Regions from separate parts of the Homo sapiens genome. Here region 1 is linked to region 2. Evidence: read pairs that join two places in POLR2A ChIA-PET (ENCODE). Cell type or tissue: OCI-LY7. All regions are shown on one strand.

What was found. Peaks named below come from ENCODE experiments on the same cell type or tissue, not always from the same donor. Only the 100,000 strongest peaks of a DNase experiment are listed, where the experiment ranks them.
Region 1: POLR2A ChIA-PET joins it to region 2 with 7 read pairs; 2 of 35 experiments call an interaction of 5 or more read pairs at or near these places.

Annotation. Positions count from the first base shown.
Region 1 is chr12:56,624,465-56,628,464 of GRCh38, forward strand. The region is part of intron 1 of BAZ2A (bromodomain adjacent to zinc finger domain 2A); the gene reads right to left. Among named protein-coding and RNA genes, the nearest start is that of BAZ2A, 3.9 kb to the right of the region's middle. RefSeq lists an enhancer at 2,739-3,240. In OCI-LY7, no CTCF peak of the experiment used is centred here; a DNase peak (open chromatin) is centred at 2,407; H3K4me3 peaks cover 164 bases; H3K27ac peaks cover 1,037 bases.
Region 2 is chr12:56,867,277-56,871,276 of GRCh38, forward strand. No RefSeq gene overlaps it. Among named protein-coding and RNA genes, the nearest start is that of SDR9C7, 65 kb to the right of the region's middle. In OCI-LY7, no CTCF peak of the experiment used is centred here; no DNase peak of the experiment used is centred here.

The DNA of each region.
Region 1 (4,000 bases), 240 kb before region 2:
TAATTTAGTGCTAAGTATACAAAAGAACCAAAGGAAATATTTGTTGAGTCCATGGACTGAAGAAATGAATGAGTAAATCTACCTTTTCTGCCACTACCAGCTTACTTATCCAATGAAGGTCATGGGCTTTGCTCTTACTATTTTCAGAGAACAAAAAAAAAAAAAAAAAACTCAGCTTCATTCTTCACAGAGATAAAAATTTCAAGAGAGAAGAAAGGCCTCAAATCTTGACGTACTTAAATAGCCATTCCTTGAAGAAAATAAGGCCTGAAAATAGGGAAGTACTGATAATGTAAAAAGCCAATAAATTAGCTAGGCATGGTGGCATATGCCTGTAGTGCCAGGTTCTCCGGAGGCTGAGGTGGGAGGATTATTTGAGTCCAGGACCTGGAGGCTGCAGTGGGCTATGATCACACCACCGTTTTCAACCAAATAAAAAAATAAATAAACGTAAGCTCTGAATTAATAAAACATTCTACTTGGTTTAACTGAACACTTGAGGCATATAATAGGTTTTTATATATTTGTTAATTAAAGAAACTACAGGTTAAGTTTTCTGCCACATTTCCAGTCACTTTACTCTCAGAAGACCAGGAATGCCTCTGAAATTGCAGGACACTAAAAGCCACAGTCCAGAGGTTATATTAAGGTAATTTCCCTCTTTCAGCTCTGATTGTTTCTTAGAATTTCTTTTTTTTTTTTTTTTTTTTTGAGACAGTGTGGCTCTGTTGCCCAGGCTGGGGTGCAGTGGCACGATCTCTGCTCACTGCAACCTCCATCTCCCCGGTTCAAGCAATTCTCCTGCCTCAGCCTCCCAAGTAGCTGGGATTACAGGCGCCCACCATCACACCCGGCTAATTTTCATATTTTTAGTAGAGACAGGGTTTCACCATGTTGGTCAGGCTGGTCTTGAACTCCTGACTTCAGGTGATCCGCACGCCTCAGCCTCCCAAAGTGCTGCGACTGCAGGCTGAGCCACCGTGCCCAGCCAGAATTTAAACTCTAACAGTTAAGGACTCCACCCTTTCCACCCCCAAATATGAGCTAAGCAGGCAGGTTAAGGACCCCATTCATGAGGCAGGTTACAGAGTCCAACCTCAAAAGACTAAAAGTAGGAAGACCATCTATCTTTTAAAAACTTCTTGGCTCACGCCTGTAATCCCAGCACTTTGGGAGGCCGAGACGGGCGGATCATGAGGTCAGGAGATCGAGACCATCCTGGCTAACACGGTGAAACCCCGTCTCTACTAAAAATACAAAAATTAGCCGGGCATGGTGGCGCGCGCCTGTAGTCCCAGCTACACGGGAGGCTGAGGCAGGAGAATGGCGTGAACCCGGGAGGCGGAGCTTGCAGTGAGTCGAGATCGCGCCACTGCACTCCAGCCTGGGCGACACAGCGAAACTCCGTCTCAAAAAAAAAAAAAAAAAAAAAACAACAACAAAAAACTTCTTCCTTTCTTTGGTAAATTTTTGGCAAGATTACAGTATTTTAGTCTGCAAAATGCCCCCATAATAACTGTTCTCTTTAAAGAGGAGAAAAGACAAAACACTAAGCCAATGCTACTTTTACTGCTAGTGACAGTATCTTCAAAGTATCAGATATCTTCAAAGATGGGCTTTTTTGTTTTGCACAATTTTTTAAATTTCCAAATTAGGCAGACTGATAATAACAAGCTGGTGAAAAATAGTCCTACTGACCCACATGAGATAATACTGAGAAACTATTCATCTTGGGCTATATATAAGGCATATGAGGACACCAACATCCTAAGAAACAAACCAAGAAGGTTATTTACCCCAGGAATTATCTCAAATTTTATACTTGGCATTATTGCTGCTCTTGATACATCTTACACAAGGTCAAACATCATTATCAATGACTAACTTCTATACTGTTTCAGCAGTAAAAATAGCAGTTTGGTGCTTGACCTCTTCAGTGGTGACAAGAAAGGTCAACAGCAGGAAGACACTGTCAGTAACCCTAACAAGCTTTGCTTCTCTCCCAGTAATACTTGATTCCAGAGCCGCAAGACTACAAGATGAACCCTTCATTCTAGACTGGCTCTGGGGTCAGCCCATACAGCTCTCTTTACACCTCAGATTTTTTCTTTCATCGAGAAGCTTGAAATATTAAGAAATATATTTCTCTGACAGAAAAATGCACCCATTTTATAAGAAGGCCATGAAAGGTTTGCTTCATTCAGCTCCCAATTCAATCATGTATCAAATGAAATCACTATTTTCTCAAAATCAGCTTTTCTTTTAAAAGTCCAAAGACTCAAGAGTAGTTATCTCTCCTTTCTTTACTCTTTTAACCCCCAACAGGGAAAATCAACTTGCTGTTCTGTCAAGTGCCAATTCAGGTAAGCAAAGGCTGAAGAAAGGGGAACTTAAAATCAGCATCAAATCAACCCCATCAGACAGCAACTTAAAGGAACTAATCAGGGGCAAGAAAAAGGATGCTGACATCAGATGGACTTGTTTTTACTGTTTCCAGAATATCAAAAACCCCAACAGCCCCAGTGAGAAGAGCAATGATGCTGCTATCTTACTAGTGATGATGCCACTTTCACACAATCATAAGTGTCTATCTGCTCCCATACTGGATCTTTAATCTAGGGATCTTCATCTAGGTGGGAGGGGTTTTTGCCTGGAAAATAAATAGTGAAAAGATGATTTAAATGACAGGCTTACGTAGTTTTCAGAATAGTCCAAATAATCTGAAAATGTTATCTTTCAAGGCTTGGCCCTGTGGCTTATGCCTGTAACCCCAGCACTTTGGGAGGCTCAATTCGAGTTCGAGACCAGCCTGACCAACATGGTGAAACCCCTTCTCTACTAAAAATACAAAAATTAGCCAGGCATGGTGGCGCATGCCTGTAATTCCAGCTACTGGAGGGCTGAGGCAGGAGGATCGCTTGAACCTGGGAGGCGAGGGTTGCAGTGAGTCCAGATGGTGCCACCGTACTCCAGCCTGGGCAACAGAGCGAGACTCCATCTCAAAAAAAAAAAAAAAGAAAAAGAAAAAAACAAAACTTTATCTTTCAAAATCTAAAATCCTGTGGTCCTGGGGTCATAGGCCGGGCATGGTGGCTCATGCCTGTAATCTCAGTACTTTGGGAGGCTAAGGCAGGCAGGTCACTTGAGCCCAGGAGTTCAAGACCAGCCTGTGCAAACTGGCAAAACCCCACCTCTACAAAAATTACAAAAAATTAGCTGGATGTGGTGGTGCGTGTCTGTGGTCCCAGCTACTCAGGGGGCTGAGGTGGGAGGATCACTTGAGCCAAAGAGGTCGGGGCTGCAGTGAGCTATGATGGCGCCACTGCACTCCAGCCTGGGCATCGGAGTGAGACCCTGTCTCAAAAAAAAAAAAAAAGAAAGAAAGAAAGAGAAAAGAAAAGAGAGAGAGAAGAGAAAAAAAAGAAAAGAAGAGAAGACCAGGCATGGTGGCTCACACCTGTAATCCCTGCACTTTGGGAGGCCGAGGTGGGTAGATCACCTGAGGTCAGGAATTCGAGACCAGCCTGGCCAACATGATGAAACGCCGTCTCTACTAAAAATAAAATAATTAGCTGGATGCGGTGGCGGGCTCCTGTAATCCCAGCTACTCGGGAGGCTGAGACAGGCAACTCGCTTGAACCCGGGAGGCAGAGGTTGCAGTGAGACAAGATCACACCACTCCAGCCTGGGCGACAAAAGCAAAACTCCGTCTCAAAAAAAAAAAAAAAAAAAAAAGACAGAAAGAAAAAAAAAGAAAAGAAAAAGAAAAGAAAGAAAAATAAAATTCTGTGGCCAACTGTTGCCCCTAACCAAATCCAGTGTGCCACAAAATGCCTGGGGACATAGCACACAGTCCATCACTATATGTTACAGGAGAAATATCCTGGGATTATCAAGTGAAAAGAAAGAAAAAAAAAATCTGGGCACGACTTTGCAGGGAACAGAGGAAAAGCTTACCAATCTCCAAGAAGAATAAGAGGGGAGACGTTCTTTTATGGAT
Region 2 (4,000 bases):
CACGGGACAAAATCTGCATCAGTGTGTTTTTCACATCAAAGTTCAATCCCTAGTAAGACCCATAAATAATTTCCCTCCAATTGTAGACAAAGTGATGACACAGAAAATTTCCTCTATAAATGCTATTTTTATAAACCTTATCATGACTTACTCAGACCATTTATGATATGCTTGGACATTCTGCTTTTTCTTACACTTTCTCTTTCTTAAATAACCAATCATTTTACTCTAGGAGAAAAATTTGCCATACAACATTCTTTCTTATACAAAATAATCCTCTTCCTTTTCAACCTTCCTTACCAAAAATACATCATATACTTCTCATATGCTTACATATGGAATGGTCTTTTTCATCTCTAGTAGTTTAATCACACACATTAGTTATAATGTCAACTCTTAGAAACCCTAATTTTCAAAGAAAACCCAGGAAGTTATCAATTTTTCTTTTGAGACAGAGTCTCACTCTATCACCCAGGCTGGAGTGCAGTGGCACAATTTCAGCTCACCTCAACCTCTGCCTCCTGGGTTCAAGCTATTCTCATGTCTCAGCCTCCCAAGTAGCTGGGACTACAGGCACACACCACCACACCTGGCTAATTCTTATATTTTTAGGACAGATGGGGTTTTGCTGTGTTGGCCAGGGTAGTCTCAAACTCCTGACCTCAGGTGATCCACCTGCTTTGGCCTCCCAAAGTGCTGGGATTACAGACATGAGCCACCACACCCAGCTAGAAGTTATCAACTCTTAACCACCAATCACATACCAAAAATCCATGATACACATTTTACAATTTCCAGAGACATAGGCTTTCTAACAAAACAACTCTTTAATATGAAACAGGACATTTCTACTAACAGATTCAAATAACTTTTGTTTTTCTTGGAAATAAGAAGCCAGCAGTATATGAGCCTATACTTACATTCAACAACAAATATCTCAGCATTATATTTTATCTGTAAATGACCTAGACATTCAATGAACATCCATCATTTAATTTAGCTTAACTAAACTCTTAGGGTATACTTACCAAAGAGATTTAAAAAACCTTCCCAAGTAAACATATTACAAAACATAAACCATTATCAAAAGTTAATTTACAAAATTTATCCTGTCCACATTCACCAAATCCATTCACTCTCAAAGAATTATGCCTAGAAAATTTCCAGAGACATCAAACAAATCTAGCCATTATCCCAAGCTGTTTCTGTCAACCAATTGTACATTACTGCCTTCCAGGCAAATATTATAAAAGCAAGAACTCTAAAGTTAAATACAAGCACATTTTGCTGATAACTCAGAAGATGCAGCAATTTCCATCAAAACAACAATTTTTTTAAAATTATTTAACAATTATTTAACAATATTAGTCTAGTCCCATCTGCCAAAAGATGACTAAATCACATTAACTTGAAAAGCATTTCAGATTATTTGCTTAATCTATGAGTATTCTTTTTTTTTTCTTAAGAGATGGGCTCTCACTGTCACCCAGGCTGGAGTGCAGTGGCCCAATCATAGCTGACTGCAGCCTCAAAGTCCTGGCCAACACAGCAAAACCCCATCTGTCCTAAAAATACAAGAATTAGCCAGGTGTGGTGGTGTGTGCCTGTAGTCCCAGCTACTTGGGAGGCTGAGACACGAGAATAGCTTGAACCCAGGAGGCAGAGGTTGAGGTGAGCCGAGTGATCCTCCCACCCCAGCCTCCTGAGGAGCTTGGATTACAGGCATAAGCCATTGCACCTGGTGAGTACTCATTTATTTATAAAACAATTTGGAATTATAGACAATATATGAATAGATATGTAAACATATATATACACAAAAATACAGACACAAATAAAGATCTTATAGCTTTTGTTTTAAAACTTAGCTATGAGTTAAGTAAAACTGATTAGTTTAAAAAAACAATTTGATTCCAACTGCATTTCTGTAAATGGAACAGGTTGAAATTTATCTGTTCCACATGGCTGAAGCCTTTACCGAGCTTTAAAGAAAACAAGGTAGGAAATTTATACCTCAAGCACAGAAAGAATTTAAGCTTTTTCAAGAAGTCTGGGTGTGTTAGAAGAGGATTAAAATGGATATCAATGTAACATACAATTGCAGGAATTTCTCACAGGATTTTACAAGAAAACACACAGACAAGTTCAGAAAAAATTTAGAAATGTTTCCAAAATAACCAGCTGAAAGAGTGAAAGAGGCAGGAGAAAGTGAAGGATAAAGGACAGGTGGCAAAAAGATTTTCTGAAAGAAAGACTGGAAGAAGACAAGAAGACAGGAAGAGTGGCAGAAAGGGGAATGAAGACAGGAAGAGTGGCAGAAAGGGGAGTCTAGTGGAAGAAGTTTCTTCCAGAGGGTTTTTTGCAGTTTTAGTTTCAGGCTTAAAGCTCTAATCTCTCTTTCTATTTCATTAAGGCATTCACTCAATTTGGAATTATTTTCTCTCTCTCTCTCTCTCTCTCTCTCTCTCTCTCTCTCTCTCTGTCTTTCTGAGACAAGGTCTCACTCTGTCACCCAGGCTGGAGTGCAGTGGTGCAATCTCAGCTCATTGCAGCCTCCGCCTCCCTGGTTCAAGTGATTCTCATGCTTCAGCCTCCCAAGTAGCTGGGACTACAGGTGTGCGCCACCACGCCCAGCTAAGTTTTGTGTTTTCAGTAGAGATGGGGTTTCACCATGTTGCCCGGGCTGGTCTCAAACTCCTGACCTCAAGTGATCCACCCACCTTGTCCTCCCAAAGTGCTGGGATTACAGGCATGAGCCATCACATCCAGCCTGGAATTATTTTCTCTTAAGGGAGGCAATGGTAGCCTTTTGATTCTGTTTAGAATTTTCTAAAGGACCAACCCAAATACCCATCAATGATAGACTGGATAAACAAAATGTGATACATATACACTATGGAATATTATGCAGCCATAAAAAGGAATGAGATCATGTCTTTGCAGGGACATGGATGAAGTTGGAAACCATCATCCTCAGCAAACTAACACAGGAATATAGAAAACCAAATACCATATATTCTCATTCATAAGTGAGAGTTGATCAATGAAAACACATGAACACAGGGAGGGGAACAACACACACTGGGGCCTGTTGGGGGGTGGGGGCAAGTGGAGAGAGAGCATCAGGACAAATAGCTAATACATGTGGGGCTTAAAACGTAAATGATGGGTTGATAAATGCAGCAAACCATCATGGCACATGTATACCTATATAACAAACGTGCATTTTCTGCACATGTATCCCAGAACTGAAAGTAAAATAAAATAAAATAACTTTCAAAAGGGCCAGTTGCAGTGCAGAGAGCCCCTAGTCCTGGGAAACAAGGTGTAGCCACCCCCTTGCCTGTCATGTAATGCACATTCCTGGGAAACCTGGTGCTAAACCATTTGTAGATAACTTGCTTCAAAAAAAAAAAAAAAAAAAGGCCAATTGGGAAAAAAAGACTCCCTGTCTGCAGCCATACCACCTTGAATGTGACAGATCTCATCTGAAAAAAAAACTTTCCATTATCTCTGGCAGTTTTGGTGTTTTCTATTCCAATTGTGCACACAGGAACATTTGAATTTCAAAAGAGCTCCATTTCTGCCAAAGAAGTTTAGGATTATCCTAGGTAATTTTTTCCAGAGACTTAGCCAATTGTAACTCCCTGGATTATAATTTTTGCTTATAAAGCCAGCTGGAGTGCTGAAAAGTGGCTGATCAGCAGAGAAAATTTAAAATACAAGCTACCCATTGCACTGACTTAACAAAGACATCCCTTCCCTTCCAGTGTCCTTAGCGTGAATGTCTCCACAAAACTTTTGCACTGACCTGACAAATGCATCCTTTCAAGTGCAGTAGAAGTCCATGCATCCTGGCAAAACTGAAGTGTAAGCATACCCCATGAAGTATGAATGTACCCTACAAAGTGCAAGCATATCCCGCAAATGGGTACCTTGTGGAGCCAGATGAACAGGCTTCCTGAAGAAAATTAAGTCTGTGAGACCTTAGCCAAAGCAT